Regions from separate parts of the Homo sapiens genome. Here region 2 is linked to region 1. A link is an interaction called in ENCODE POLR2A ChIA-PET data of the cell type or tissue named here. Cell type or tissue: Panc1. All regions are shown on one strand. Links, peaks and the distances in the headings refer to the core of each region. The heading gives the core; the rest is flanking DNA.

Region 1 (7,382 bases), core at 1,107-6,106:
GTGGTTGTGATTGTGTGTGGGTGTGGGTGTGAGTGTGGTTGTGATTGTGTGGGTATGGGTGTGAGTGGCTGTGATTGTGTGTGGGTGTGGGTGTGTGTGGTTGTGATTGTGTGTGGGTGTGAGTGTGGTTGTGATTGTGTGGGTGTGGGTGTGAGTGTGGTTGTGATTGTGTGTGGGTGTGGGTGTGTGTGGTTGTGATTGTGTGTGGGTGTGAGTGGTTGTGATTGTGTGGGTGTGGGTGTGAGTGTGGTTGTGATTGTGTGGGTGCGGGTGTGTGGTTGTGATTGTGTGTGGGTGTGTGATTGTGCGTGGGTGTGTGGTTGTGATTGTGTGTGGGTGTGGGTGTGAGTGGTTGTGATTGTGTGGGTGTGGGTGTGTGTGGTTGTGATTGTGTGTGGGTGTGGGTGTGAGTGTGGTTGTGATTGTGTGTGGGTATGGGTGTGAGTGTGGTTGTGATTGGGTGTGAGTGTGGTTGTGATTGTGTGGGTGTGGGTGTGAGTGGTTGTGATTGTGTGGGTGTGGGTGTGTGGTTGTGATTGTGGTATGGGTGGGTGTGGGTGTGGTGATTGTGGTGTGGGTGTCGGTGTGGGTGTGGTTGTGATTGTATGTGGGTGTGGGTGTGAATGTGGTTGTGATTGTGGTGTGGGTGTCTGGGTGTGGGTGTGGTGATTGTGTGAGTATGGGTGTGAGTGTGGTTGTGATTGTGGTATGGGTGGGTGTGGGTGTGGTGATTGTGTGTGAGTGTGGGTGTGGTTGTGATTGTGTGGGTGTCGGTGTGGGTGTGGTTGTGATTGTGGGTGTGTGGTTGTGATTGGTGTGGGTGAGTGTGGGTGTGAGTGTGGTTGTGATTGTGTGTGGGTGGTTGTGGGTGTGTGGTTGTGATTATGGGTGTGGGTGGTTGTGAGTGTAGGTGTGGTTGGTTGTGATTGTGGGTGTGTGGTTGTGATTGTGGGTGTGGGGTGGTTGTGAGTGTGGGTGTGTGGGGGTAGTTGTGTGCTTGTGATTGTGGGTGTGTGGGGTGGTTGTGAGCATAGGTGTGGTTGTGGGTGTGTGGTTGTGATTGTGGGTGTGTGGTTGTGATTGTGGGTGTGTGGGTGGTTGTGAGCATAAGTGGTTGTGGGTGTGTGGTTGTGGGTGTGAGTGTGGTTGTGATTGTGGGTGTGTGGGTGGTTGTGAGTGTGCTTGTGGTTGTGATTGTGGTGTGTCTGGTTGGTGGAGCTCGGGTCGTGTCTGAGTCCTACTGCACATGCAAGGCTGGCAAGTGTGTGTTGCATTTTGTTTCCACAGAGAAAAATGGACGCTGCCTCATAAGGTAGCAGTTGTGGGGAGGGTTCCCCAAATACAAAACGGGGGCTCAGGTACTGGCTGGGCAAGAAAAGACGAGAAAGTTTTCCTGTCGATGTGGCCTCTTGGAGGCTGAACTGTGTGGCAATGTAACTAGAAACTGGAGACTTTATTTATTTATTTATTTTTTCTTTATTTTATTTTATTTTATTTTATTTTTTTGAGACGGAGTCTCGCTCTGTCGCCCAGGCTGGAGTGCAGTGGCGCGATCCCAGCTCACTGCAAGCTCCGCCTCCCAGGTTCATGCCATTCTCCTGCCTCAGCCTTCTGAGTAGCTGGGACTACAGGCGCCGCCACCACGCCCTGCTCATTTTTGCTATTTTCAGTTGAGACGAGCTTTCACCGTGTTAGCCAGGATGGTCTCGATCTCCTGACCTCGTGATCTGCCCGCCTCGGCCTCCCAAAGTGCTGGGATTACAGGCGTGAGCCACCGCGCCCAGCCCGAAACTGGAGACTTTATACCCTGGCTCAAGAAAGCCTGATGCAGGCCCAGAGCCTGGAGAGCAGATGCTGCACCAAGCAGGAACAGCGGAGTCTGCGAGCGCGCCCACCTGCTGCCTGAGGATGTCCTGGCTGGGGACACCCCTTCTGCTTCAGCAGTGGTAGCCGCTGCGAGCAGGCGAGCGGAGGCGGATCATGAGGACGCCCTGGCCGGCTGTCCCTGCGCTTCCCAGAGCTCACTCGAACTCAGCCGCCAGGGAGACTTCCCATGCAGAGAGCAAGAAGCCATCCATCATGAACATATGGGCTTCTGGTTACACAGTCTTTTGTGTCTTTGCCTTATCATAAGGGCAGTCTTGAGTGTGGCCATGAGTGCGTGGAGGAAACTTTCAAGATCTTTAGGCCGGGCGCGGTGGATCACGCCTGTAATCCCAGCACTTTGGAAGGCTGAGGTGGGCAGATCACAAGGTCAAGAGATGGAGACCATCCTGGCTAACACGGTGAAATCCTGTCTCTACTAAAAATACAAAAAATTAGCCGGGCGTGGCGGCATGCGCCTGTAGTCCCAGCCACTTGGGAGGCTGAGGCAGCAGAATGGCATGAACCCGGGAGGCGGAGATTGCAGTGAGCCAAGATCATGCCACTGCACTTCAGCCTGGGCGACAGAGCGAGACTGTCTCACAAACAAACAAACAAACAAACGAACAAACAAACAGATCTTTAAAGGTGGCTGGGCGCAGTAGCTTACACCTGTAATCCCAGCAATCTGGGGGGCCAAGGTGGGTGATCACTTGAGGCCTGGAGTTCGAGACCAGCCTGGCCAACATGGCAAAACCCTGTCTCTAGGAAAAATACAAAAACTAGCCAGGCATGGTGGCGGGCGCCTGTAGTCCCAGCTACTCATATAACTCGGTATATGTCATGCATATCATTGAATTGTACATTTAAAGCAAGTGGATTTTATGGTATGTAACTTGTATATAAGTCCCCTCCTGAGTAACAGGGTAGGTGGGAGGGCTTCCTAAGAACTCCTTTGTCCAGGAGCCCCAGCTTTAGTCTCCTGAGTTGGACTCTGCATCATTTTATTTGTTTATTTATGAGACACAGTCTCACACTGTCACCCAGGCTGGAGTGCAGTGGTACAACCTCGGCTCACTGCAACCTCTGTCTCCCAGGTCCAGGCGATTCTCATGCCTCAGCCTCCCGAGTAGCTGGGATTATAGGCATGCACCACCATGCCTGGTTAATTTTTGTATTTTTAGTAGAGACGGGGTTTCACCATGTTGGCCAGGCTGGTCTTGAACTCCTGACCTCAGGCGATCTGACTGCCTTGGCCTCCCAAAGTGCTGGGATTACAGGCATGAGCCACCATACCCGGTCTTGCATCATTTTAAAGGCACATTTCCACCCCTGCCTGGTTGCTGCCACTTGACTGACACCGTAAGGTATTCAACCCTTGCCTTACAGGATTCCTGCCGGAATTTACACAGCAAATGTTTCTCTTATATTTGAGGATTCCTAAGGCGCAGAGAATCGAGTTTCAATGCCAGCCCTTTCTGGGCTTCTGCTGAATTATCATTGTTGTATGATATTAATCATAAGCAGGGACATTAAAATGGAAATGAACTCAGGCAGAAATCCTGATCTGCTCTTCCTCTGCTGTCAGAATCCTGCTCTCCCCAAAGCCAAATGGCAGTGCAGGCCATGTGTGTGCACAATGGCTTCCTCTTGTTTCTACCTGTTCTGGAATATCTGTAATTCCTTTCATCCTTCTATATGAACTGTAAAATCTAGGTAACTGTGACCCTTAAAACACAATAATTGTCAGTAAGATAGAAATCATGCATCAGTGAAGAATAAGGTCTTCAGAGGCTGGGCACGGTGGCTCACGCCTGCAATCCCAGCACTTTAGGAGGCTGAAGCAGGCGGATCACGAGGTCAGGAGTTCGAGATCAGCCTGGCCAACATGTTGAAACCCCCTTTCTACTAAAAATACAAAAATTAGCCAGGCGTGGTGGCGCACAACTGTAATCCCAGTTACTCGGCGGGCTGAGGCAGGAGAATTGCTTGAACCTGGGAGGCGGAGCTTGCAGTGAGCCGAGATGGTGCTACTGCACTCCAACTTGGGCAACAGAGCAAGACTCCGTCTTGGAAAAAAAAAAAAAAAAGGCCTTGTGACAACAAACACGTCTCTACCATTTCCATGAAAAGGTGGAATTACCCTGAGACTGGAGATGATGTAATATTTGAGATATATATATATATATTTTAGACAATCTCCCTGTCACCCAGTGGTGTGATCATGCCTCACTGTAGCCTGTAGCTCCTGGGCTCAGGTGATCCTCCCACCTCAGTCTCCCAAATAACTGGAACTACAAGTGCACGCCTGTCACCATGCCCAGCTATATATATATATATATATATATATATATATATATATATATATATACTTTATTTTATTATTATTATTTTTTTTAAAGAGATGGAGTCTCGCCATGTTGCCCAGGCTGGTCTCGAACTCCTAGACTCAAGCAGTCCTCCTGCCTTGGACTACCAAAGTGCTGGGATTACATGCATGAGCCACTGTGACCAGCCTACTTAAAGTCCCCATTTTACAGGCAAGGAAACTAAGGAAAATTTAGTTGGTGGCTCGCCGGAGTTGATAACATCTTTGTTAATGTTTTCCTTTGAATAGCTGTGGGGACTGAGAAATGTTCGACTACCATGCTGTGTGGATGCCTTGTCATTAAGACAACCTCCAAGCTGTGTATGTGTAGAGAGAAGAAAATGAGGCCGGGCGCGGTGGCTCATGCCTGTAATCCCAGCACTTTGGGAGGATGAGGCGAGTGGATCACAAGGTCAGGAGATCGAGACCATCCTGGCTAACACGGTGAAACCCCATCTCTACTAAAAATACAAAAATTATCCGGGCGTGGTGGCGGGCGCCTGTAGTCCCAGCTAGTCGGGAGCCTGAGGCAGGAGAATGGCGCAAACCCGGGAGGTGGAGCTTGCAGTGAGCCGAGATTGCACCACTGCACTCCAGCCTGGGCGACAGAGCCAGACTCTGTCTCAAAAAAAACAAAAAGAAAATGAGAACCAGTCTACTTTTAATATCCCTAATGAGCCATGGCTTCTAAAAAGACAGATCCTGTGCTCGTAATTATAAGCTTCCATGGGCAGCCGAGCTGCCAAATGGTCAAAAAATGCAGAGCCCTTAGTCCCTGGGTCCGGCCTACATCTAAAAGTAAGGCAGTTTTGGGGTAACCAGTATTTTGCTTTTCAGCTTTTGGCCTGAGGTGGGTTGCAAAGGGACAGCTTCCTTTCAGTCCCTGCGGTTGACCTTCCTCTTGGAGGGGACATGCCAGATGCATCCAGAAGGCTAAACTGCCAGGGTTTTCTTGGGGTAGGGGTTGGGGGGCCACCAGGGTGGAGCTCTTCAAAAAGGCTCTGAAAAATGGGTGCTTCGCGGGCTGCCTTGCTTTGGAGAAGTCCACTAAGCTCCTAAGGTGGCACAAAATTTGTCCAAAGGAGCCACAGGAATTACTGACACACAGAATTTGTGCTTTGAGTGGGGCGTGTCCCCTGTCCCTCAGGACTACAGTGGATAGAGAGGTTTCAGGGCTGGGACCAGCTCTTCCCCAGAGCAGGGAAGTTTAAGGCCCAGGGAGGTTTAAGGAGTGTTGGGATTCGCTGAAGTGGTGGCCTTCTTGTCTTTCCCCAGCCCTCAGCCTGGAGAGCCACCTCCAGCTTCAGGCCCAGCTCCTTGTGCCCTGAGGTAGGGCAGTTTGCTCAGGCCAGTCACTTCTTCTTTTTTTTTTTTTTTTTGAAACGGAGTTTTACTCTTGTTGCCCAGGCTGGAGTGCGGTGAGCGCGATCTTGACTCACCACAACCTCTGCCTCCCGGGTTCAAGCGATTCTCCTCTCAGCCTCCCAAGTAGCTGGGATTACAGGCATGTGCCAGCACATCTGGCTAATTTTGTATTTTTGGTAGAGATGGTTTCTCCATGTTGGTCAGGCTGGTGTTGAACTCCTGACCTTAGGTGATCCGCCCACCTCGACCTCCTAAAGTGCTGGGATTACAGGCGTGAGCCACTGCGCCTGGCCCAGTCACTTCTTTAGACACCTACATGCTCATAACAGTTCTCAGAATTGCACTTCAGTAGAAAAGGTGAGGATTTTCTGCTTCTACGGCATCCATCAGGGTTCTGAAGTCCACACAAAATGTATCACCTGGAACAGTCGCAGCTGCCTGTGTTATGTTGCTAGTCCTTGTAAGGCACCAATCCTGGTGTTTTTAATGTCGGCTCCTGGCATCGTGCCTAGTCTCTACAGATTACAAATGCCTGAAATGATGAAAAATGGCGACTCCCTATTTTCTAGTTGGCTTTTGCAGATCCAGAATCAGCACTACGGTGGCTCCTTACATGTCTTACTGACTTCTAGTGGTTTTTTTTGTATTAGTCCATTCTCATGCTGCTATAAAGAACTCCCTGAAGCTGGGTGCAGTGGCTCATGGCTGTAATCCCAGCACTTTGGGAGGCTGAGGCGGGTGGATCACCTGAGGTCAGGAGTTCGAGACCAGCATGACCAATATGGTGAAACCCCGTCTCTACTAAAAATACTACTACTCAGGAGACTGAGGCAGGAGAATCGCTTGAACCCAGGAGGCGGAGGTTGCAGTGAGCTGAGATCGCACCATTGCACTCCAGCCTGGGCAACAAGAGCAAAACTCCGTCTCAAAAACAAAAAAACAAAACAAAACAAAAGAAAACAAAAGCCTGCCTGAGACTGGGTAATTTAGAAAGGAAAGGTTTAATTGACTCAGTTCCGGATGGCTGGGGAAGCCTCAGGAAACTTAATCATGGTGGAAGGGGAAAGGGAAGCAAGGCACTTCTTATACGGCAGCAGGGGAGAGCCAGAGCAAGGAAGGGCCACACCTTTTAAACCATCAGATCTCATGAGAACCACTATCAAGAGAACAGCATGGGGGAAACCGCCCCAGATTCAATCACCTCCCACTAGGTCCCTCCCTCGACATGTGGGGGATGGCAATTTGAGATGAGATTTGGGTGAGGACAAAGAGCCAAACCATGTCACTATTCAAGCTTCTTCAGGAAGAATGGATGTAGTGCTATTTACTAAAAATAACAGGTTTTATTCAGAATGACACGGTCCTTGCTCAAGAACAACAGGAGTAACCAGAGAATGAGGGGAGATAAGTTAGCAATCAGTATTGATAAAGAAACATTTGAGAAACACCCCAAAACTGAAGTACTGATCAGCAGCCTGGCCCAGGTTCCTTAGAAATGAGACCTGTATATGTTCCCGTTAGGCTTTTTTTTCTTTGACACAAGGTCTTGGTCACCCAGGCTGGAATGCAGTGGTGTGATCTCAGTTTACTGCAGCCTCTGCCTCCTGGACTCAAGCAATCGTCCCACCTCAGCCTCCCGAGAAGCTGGGAAAACAGGCACGCACCACCATGCCTGTCTTATTTTTTTAATTTTTTGGTAGAGATGGGTTGTATGTTGCCCTGCTAAGACTTTGAACTATGATACAATAGTGAAATAAATGAAGGTTATTACTCTCATGGGAATGAA
Region 2 (7,382 bases), core at 1,519-6,518, 63 kb before region 1:
TTTATTTTATTTTTTGAGACAGGGTCTTGCTGTGTTGCCCAGGCTGGAGTACAGTGGCATGATCATGGCTCACTGCAACCTCTGCCTCCTGGGCTCAAGCGATCCTCTCACCTCAGCCTTCGAGTAGCTTGGACTACAGGCATACCCCACCATGCCTGACTAATTTTTTTGTATTTTGTAGAGATGGGGTTTCACCTTGTTGCCCAGGCTGCTCTCGAACTCCTGGGTCCAAGTGATTTCACCCACCTCAGCCTCCTGAAGTATTGGGATTACAGGTATGAGCCACCACGCCTGGCCCCTGAAGATTAAATTCTTTATTGGATCATCTGCAAATTCAAAATTCTTTTTTCTTTTCTTCTTGTTTTTTTTTTTCAAATAGGGACGGGGTCTCACCATGTTGCCCAGGCTGGTCTCGAACTCCTGAGCTTAAGCAGCCCACCTGCCTTGGCTTCCCAAACTGCTAGGATTATAGACATGAGCCACCATTCCCAGCCCAAATTCAAAATTATTTATTTCTAACTATAGATTATAGTACAAAGTAAGAATTAGTTCAGTAATTTAATTGGGTCTTGGCTTTTTTCCTATGTATCTACAGAGAATTCTGTATAGAAGACCCTTCTTTAAAAAGCAGTGCTGAACGCCATATCCTGCTTTTTGCTCACACCTGTAATCCTAGCACTGTGGGAGGCTGAGGTGGGTGGATCACTTGAGCCCAAGAGTTCGAGAAAAGCCTAAGCAACATGGTGAAACCCTGTTCTTGTGTCCACAAAAAATATGAAAATTAGCCAGGAGTGATGGCGCACGCCTGTAGTCCCAACTACTCAGGAGGCTGAGGCAGAAGAATTGAGCTCAGGAGCTCGAGGATGCAGTGAGCCGAGATTGCGCCACTGCACTTCAGCCAAGGTGACAGAGTAAGACCCTGTCTCAAAAATAAATAAAAAAGGCCACGCGCAGTGGCTCATGCCTGTAATCCTAGCATTTTGGGAGGCTGAGGCGGGCGGATCACTGGGAATTCCAGACCAGCCTGGCCAACATGGTGAAACCCTGTCACTACTAAAAAATAGAAAAATTAGTCGGGTGTGGTGGCGCACACACGTAGTCCCAGCTACTGGGGAGACTGAGGCGGGAGAGTCACTTCGGCCCGGGAGACAGAGGTTGCAGTGAACCGAGATCGCACCACCGCACTCCAGCCCAGGCAACCAAGTGAGACTCTGTCTCAATAAAAGTAAAAAAATAAGATTAAAACAAAAGGCAAAATACACTTCACATATCTTCAGCTCACTTGACTGAACCGTAATCCTTCTGACATCTTCAATAGTGTTTTAAAATTATATTTTCTAATCTTGTTGAAAATACTAAACCACATGGGGTTTTTTGTATGTGTTTGTTTTGTTTTGTTTTTGAGACGGAGTCTCGCTCTGTCCCCCAGGCTGGAGTGCAGTGGCACGATCTCAGCTCACTGCAAGCTCCATCTCCCTTTACGCCATTCTCCTGCCTCAGCCATCCGAGTAGTTGGGACTGCAGTAGCTGGGACTACAGGCGCCCGCCATCACGCCTGGCTAATTTTTTTTTTTTTCTTTTTTTTTCTTTTTTTTTTTTTTTTTTTGAGACGGCGTCTGGCTCTGTCGCCCAGGCTGGAGTGCAGTGGCACAATCTCGGCTCACTGCAAGCTCCGCTTCCCAGGTTCACGCCATTCTCCTGCCTCAGCCTCCCGAGTAGCTGGGACTACAGGCGCCCGCCACCGCGCCCGGCTAATTTTTTGTATTTTTAGTAGAGACGGGGTTTCACCGTGTTAGCCAGGATGGTCTCAATCTCCTGACCTTGTGATCCACCTGCCTCGCCCTCCCAAAGTGCTGGGATTACAGGCATGAGCCACTGCGCCCAGCCACCATTTTAAAGTTATAAAATGCTGTGAATTCCTTGAGTTCTGACATTATGGCATATGCTTGTTTATGAATTGAACTCAATAGTAAATAGAGGTTGATTATTCAAAATTCAAAAATCCGAGATTTGAAATGCTCCAAAATCTGAAACTTTTTGAGTGTTTACATGTCACTCAAAGAAAATGCTCGTTGGAGCATTTTGGATTTCAGATTTTCAGATAAGAAATACTCAGCATGGGCCAAGCACTGTGGCCCACTCATGCCTGTAATCCCAGCAGTTTGGGAGGCCGAGAGGGGAGGATTGCCTGAGCCCAGAAGGTTAGGACTGCAGTGAGCCATGATCGCACCACTCCACTCCAGCCTGGGCAACGGGAGTGAGACCCTGTCTCCAAAAAACAGAAAGAAAGAAAAAGAAATACTCAACCTGTATTAAGATGTGAAATGTGTGGTTATATCTCTTACAAAGCAATGTTTGATGTGGGCTCAGTGGCTCACGCCTATAATCCTAGTACTTTGGGAGCCTATGTCGGGTGGATCTCTTAAGCCCAGGAGTTCAAGACCAGCCTGGGTAATATGGTGAAACCCCCAACACTATTAGAAATAAAAGAATTGGCTGGGTGTGGTGGTGTGTGCCTATAGTCACAGCTACTTTTAAGATGGATCACCTGAGTCTGGGAAGTTGAGGTTGCAGTGAGCCACAGCAGTGAGACCTTCTCTGGGGGGGAAAAAAGGGAGAAATGTTTGTTGTACATAAGCCCTATATTACTGTCTTACTTAGCTTGCATTGTATTTGATATTTAGCCTTATAATAACATTTTTGCCGTAATATTAAGTGCACATTCATTCCATGTGAGTCGCTTACATCTGGAGATGCTTTATTAAGTAGGATGGATACAGTGTCTTTTAGGGAAGACCGGACAAACAAGGCAGAAATCACAGAAGTGTAATTAATATACTATGACAAAGGAAACTGCAGGTGTGTGGAATAGATCAGGAAGAAGTGATATGGAAAGTGAAACTTGAAGAGTAGGAATTAGTTGGGAGAAGAGGGCACAGAGGTATGTTATTGAGAAAACAAATATGTATGAAGGCCCAGAACAGGGGAAAAGTTTAATATGACTTTTTGAGCAGGAGAGTGGAGTGTGGGATAGAGGTAAAAATTGAGATTTCAGGAGTAGTCTAAGGCCAGGTTAAGAGTGTGGGCTTGGCCGGGCATGATGGCTCCATGCCTCTAATCCCAGCACTTAGGGAGGCCGAGGCGGGTGGATCACCTGAGGTCAGGAGTTTGAGACCAGCCTGGCCAACATGGCGAAACCCCATCTTGCCATGTTGGCGCTCCAAGATCGCGCCACTGCACTCCAGACTCCAGCCTGAGCGACAGCGCGAGACTCCTTCTCAAAAAAAAAGAGAGAGAGAGTGGGCCCACATGAAGGGAATGAGAGGTCATTAATGGTCCTTAAAGCAGCATAGTGATGCAAATCAGATTTGTTTTAAAGGGCTCTCTTTAGTTTTGGTGCGGAAAATAAATTGGAGGGAACAGAAGGGAAGGCAGTAAAGTCAGGAGACTGTGTAGTAACCTAGATGATGAATGATTGTCTCCTTTAATGAGAAGGTGGATGGAGAGAAGTAGGTATCTTTGAAAGTAGTAAGATTATTAAGACTGAAAAGAATCAAGCATAGCAAGAATGAAGGAATGGAAAGTATCTTATTTTCGGTATTTTAAAGTCATTGGCGAATTAAAGTGCCTTTTTAGATTGAATATGAGTTAGCAGGAGGTAAGGAAGTAGAAATAGGTAGTGTAAACAAATCAAGAAGTCACAAAGAGAAGAGAGAAGTGGAAACTCTTAGCTTCTTTCCATAAATAGCTTAGGAGCATATATTAAAGAGTCCGTTTTTTTCCAGTTGGTCGTGTTCTGTTGCCCAGGCTGTAGTACAGTGGCACGATCACGGCTTGCTGCAGCTCAACCTTTCAGATTCAAGTAATCCTCATGCCTCAGCTCCCTAGTAGCTGGGAGTACAGGTGTGTGCCACCATGCCCAGCTAATTTTTTTATTTGTAGAGACATGGTCTCACTATGTTGCCCAGGCTGGTCTCAAACTCTTGGGCTAAAGTGATCCTCCCGCCTCAGCCTCCCAAAATGTTGAGATTACAGTGTGTGAGTGCTAATTTTTGTGAAGTTCTTAGAACATTAATTGGCACATAGTAATTAATCTACTAAGTGTCAAAGAATATGGGCTCAGCTGGTCATTGTCATATGTGTCAGAGATAGGAATACAAGATCCTCCAAAAGTTCATGAGTAAGAGCTGATGAACTCTTTAATTTCATGGTGTTCCCCTAGAGTTTTAGCATTTTCACTTGTTGGTTTGTTATTCTTCCATAATGAGACAAATAATGAGATGATTGGACTCAGAATCTGGAATCAGATTGTGGGAGTTTACATTGTGCTCTGTTTAGCTATTTAATTAGATTTCTTAAACTCTAAGCCTTAGTATCTCCTCAGTGTTTGCTACATCATAATAGGCATTTCAATAATAAGAATTTGAGAAAAAATTCTACAGAAAAATTAAGAGAAGCACAGCCACTTACTATTTGTGCTTCCATTCACTGGTTTTACTTACTTTTTTCCTCAAACCTATTCTGCACCCTGCCTCACATGAAGAAAAGTGCCATTTACTATTTATGTTTTTATTTTATGTACTATTTTATTTACCAAAATGGATTTTATTCTCTGTTGTATTCTCATAGCATCTACCATTATTCTAGGTAAATTGTAAGCTCCTAGTAATTGTTGGGTTTGTTTAAAGGCGGAACATTTATTAAAGAGTTTGAAAACAACATATGTTAGTGACAACATTCAGCTTACTGGATCCTTTGTCTTCTACACCCCTTCTTTCACCTAGGCAAAATGATGTAATAGATATAGGGACCTTTCTTTTTTTAGTTTGAAGATTTCATTTTCTTGTAGTTCTACTTAAACTGTTTTATTTCTGTTACTGAAAAACTCAAGTGTGCTTTATATTCTAGGTCCGGTTTATCACTAAAATATGGCATCCTAATATTAGTTCCGTCACAGGGGCTATTTGTTTGGATATCCTGAAAGATCAATGGTAAGAGATTTTGAATTCACCTTCTCTCCTTCTCATATGAATACCAAGACTGTAAGAGTGTTAAATGTGTAATTGCCTCAAAACATATATTATACTTTATCTTGTTTGGGCAGTAACTTTAAAAGTCTCTTAAGTGCATAACTGAAAATGCATTATAATTGAGATCACAATCCATATTTAAATAGAAACTTGTTAGATAATGTTAGATGCTAGCTTTACACTTTGAAAAGCCTTGGATTTCATTTGTTATTTTGGTAAATTTGATTCTTTGCTATCTTAAGAAGATATTTGTGAAAGACTAAAAAAGTAGAAAGTAAGTATTGAAGTAGTCATATCCCCCTTAGATGGAATGTAAGTTACAAAATTGTTGCAGGTTGTGTTAATTGAGCACAGTTAAGATTTTGGTTTATGAATTCTAACAAGGAGCACCTTTGTAGGTGATGTCTTCATTTGGATAGCGGTATTGTGCTTTCACTTTTTTTGTCTGATTTGCTCTGCACAGCATTAAATGTTTTAAGAGTTCCTACTCTGGAGCCACCAGGTTCACATCTTGGCTCTCCAGTTTACCAAGCTGCATGGTTATGAGCAAATTACCTAAAGTCTGTGTGCCTTAGTGTCCTCATCTGCAAAATGGGTTGATACCCACTTCATAGAGCTCAGAGGATTAAATAAGTTACTTTATGTAATTCCCTTAGAATAGAGCTTTGCTTTTGTTTTTGTTTGTTTGTTTTGAGACAGGGTCTTGCCCTGTTGCCCAGGCTGGAGTGCAGTGGCGCAATCACAGCTCACTGCAGCCTTGACCTCTAAAGCCCAAGTAGTCCTACCACCTCAGCCTCCCAAGTAGCTGGGAATACAGGCGCATACCACCACACCTGGCTAATGTTTGTATTTTTTTTAGAGACAGGGTTCCTGTTGCCCAGGCTGGAAGCTTTGTGTAGTCTGACAATGATAAAGATGATAGTTAATTATTTAGCACATGATTTTATAGATGGAAAAACTAAGACCAAAGGTATGAAAAGTAATTGGAGTGGGAGAAAACCATAAAACTAGAAAAAATCAATTAAGTGAGTGTCTATTATGACCTTTCCTTCTGATTTTACTCTTTTACAAGAGAAGGTATAACAGAACAAAATAGAACAGCAGTTGGTAAGAAGACTTGGAGCCAAAACTGTGTTTAATGGGCCCAGCCTGGCTGCCTAATCTTCTAAAGATTATATATTATTTTTGGTACTAGAATTTTTAAGCTATGTTTTTTTGGGTGTTTTTTTTTTGTTTTTTGTTTTTTGTTTTTTGTTTTTTTTTTGAGACAGAGTTTCACTCTTGTCACCCAGGCTGGAGTGCAGTGGCACGATCTTGGCTCACTGCAACCTCTGCCTACCGGGTTCAAGCGATTCTCCTGCCTTAGCCTCCCGAGTAGCTGGGACTACAGGCGTGCGCCATCATGCCCAGCTAATTTTTGTATTTTTAGTAGAGATGAGGTTTCACCATGTTGGCCAGGCTGGTCTCAAACTCCTGAGCTCAGGTGATCCACCTGCCTCAGCCTCCCAAAGTGTTGGGATTACAGGCATGAGCCACCACACCCGGCCTAAGCTATGTGATTGATTTGTTAAGAAAGGGGAGAAAAAAAGGTACCTGAAAGAAAATCAAATAGGAATGACAGTATTTAGTGTATGGCCAGTGGTTTACTTAGTAACTGGATGAACAGACTAGAGTTACAGGTTTTGTTTTGTTTTTTTTTTCTATTCCAGTAGTATATCTGAGTAAATCCTGTCCCTCAGTAGATCATCTCTTGGGATCTGGTTTCTTGATCTGTATTTCAATATATTCTATATTCCATATAGATCAAGACTTTCTAACATAAAGCAGTGTGGAATAGACTTACTTTTTATCTTCTCTGTTACTCTTTTGATTTGTGACTTTTACCAATTTATTGAACTTCTTAAGTGTCAGTGTTTTTAATCCATTAGGTTATCGCCAAGGCCTCTAAAAGCTCTAAGATTCAGTGATATGAATACATATTTGCAGTATTAGAGACATTGTACTGTTTTCACTTGGCTTCTAGGACATTAGATTTTCTATTCTCCCTTTCCTATGCTCACTCCCAGATTCCTTAACCAGTTCCTTGCATCTTTGTGTATTAGAATGCCTCAGGGATAAGTCTTGGATTTCTGCTCCTTTCTAGCTGCACTCACTTCCTTGGTAAGCTCATCTGATTTCATCATAACTTCACCTTTACATACTGCAAACTCACAAATTATCTTCCCTGAACTTGAGACTCCTATCCTGCTGCCTGCTTATCATCTTTACTTGACTATATAACGAACATATCAAACATAAACTGAACTGATAGTCTCCTAACCTGAAACCTGCTTCTATAGTCTTCCCCAACTA

Evidence for each region. ChIA-PET counts read pairs that join two places held together with the same protein. Peaks named below come from ENCODE experiments on the same cell type or tissue, not always from the same donor. Only the 100,000 strongest peaks of a DNase experiment are listed, where the experiment ranks them.
Region 2: POLR2A ChIA-PET joins it to region 1 with 5 read pairs; 7 of 35 experiments call an interaction of 5 or more read pairs at or near these places.

What each region holds. Positions count from the first base shown.
Region 1 is chr4:39,813,693-39,821,074 of GRCh38, forward strand. No RefSeq gene overlaps it. Among named protein-coding and RNA genes, the nearest start is that of UBE2K, 120 kb to the left of the region's middle. RefSeq lists an enhancer at 6,507-7,044. In Panc1, for the core only: no CTCF peak of the experiment used is centred there; no DNase peak of the experiment used is centred there; H3K4me3 peaks cover 281 bases; H3K27ac peaks cover 3,187 bases.
Region 2 is chr4:39,750,749-39,758,130 of GRCh38, forward strand. It overlaps UBE2K (ubiquitin conjugating enzyme E2 K), which reads left to right. Exons shown (of 7, transcript NM_005339.5): 4 at 4,909-4,991. Among named protein-coding and RNA genes, the nearest start is that of UBE2K, 56 kb to the left of the region's middle. In Panc1, for the core only: no CTCF peak of the experiment used is centred there; no DNase peak of the experiment used is centred there.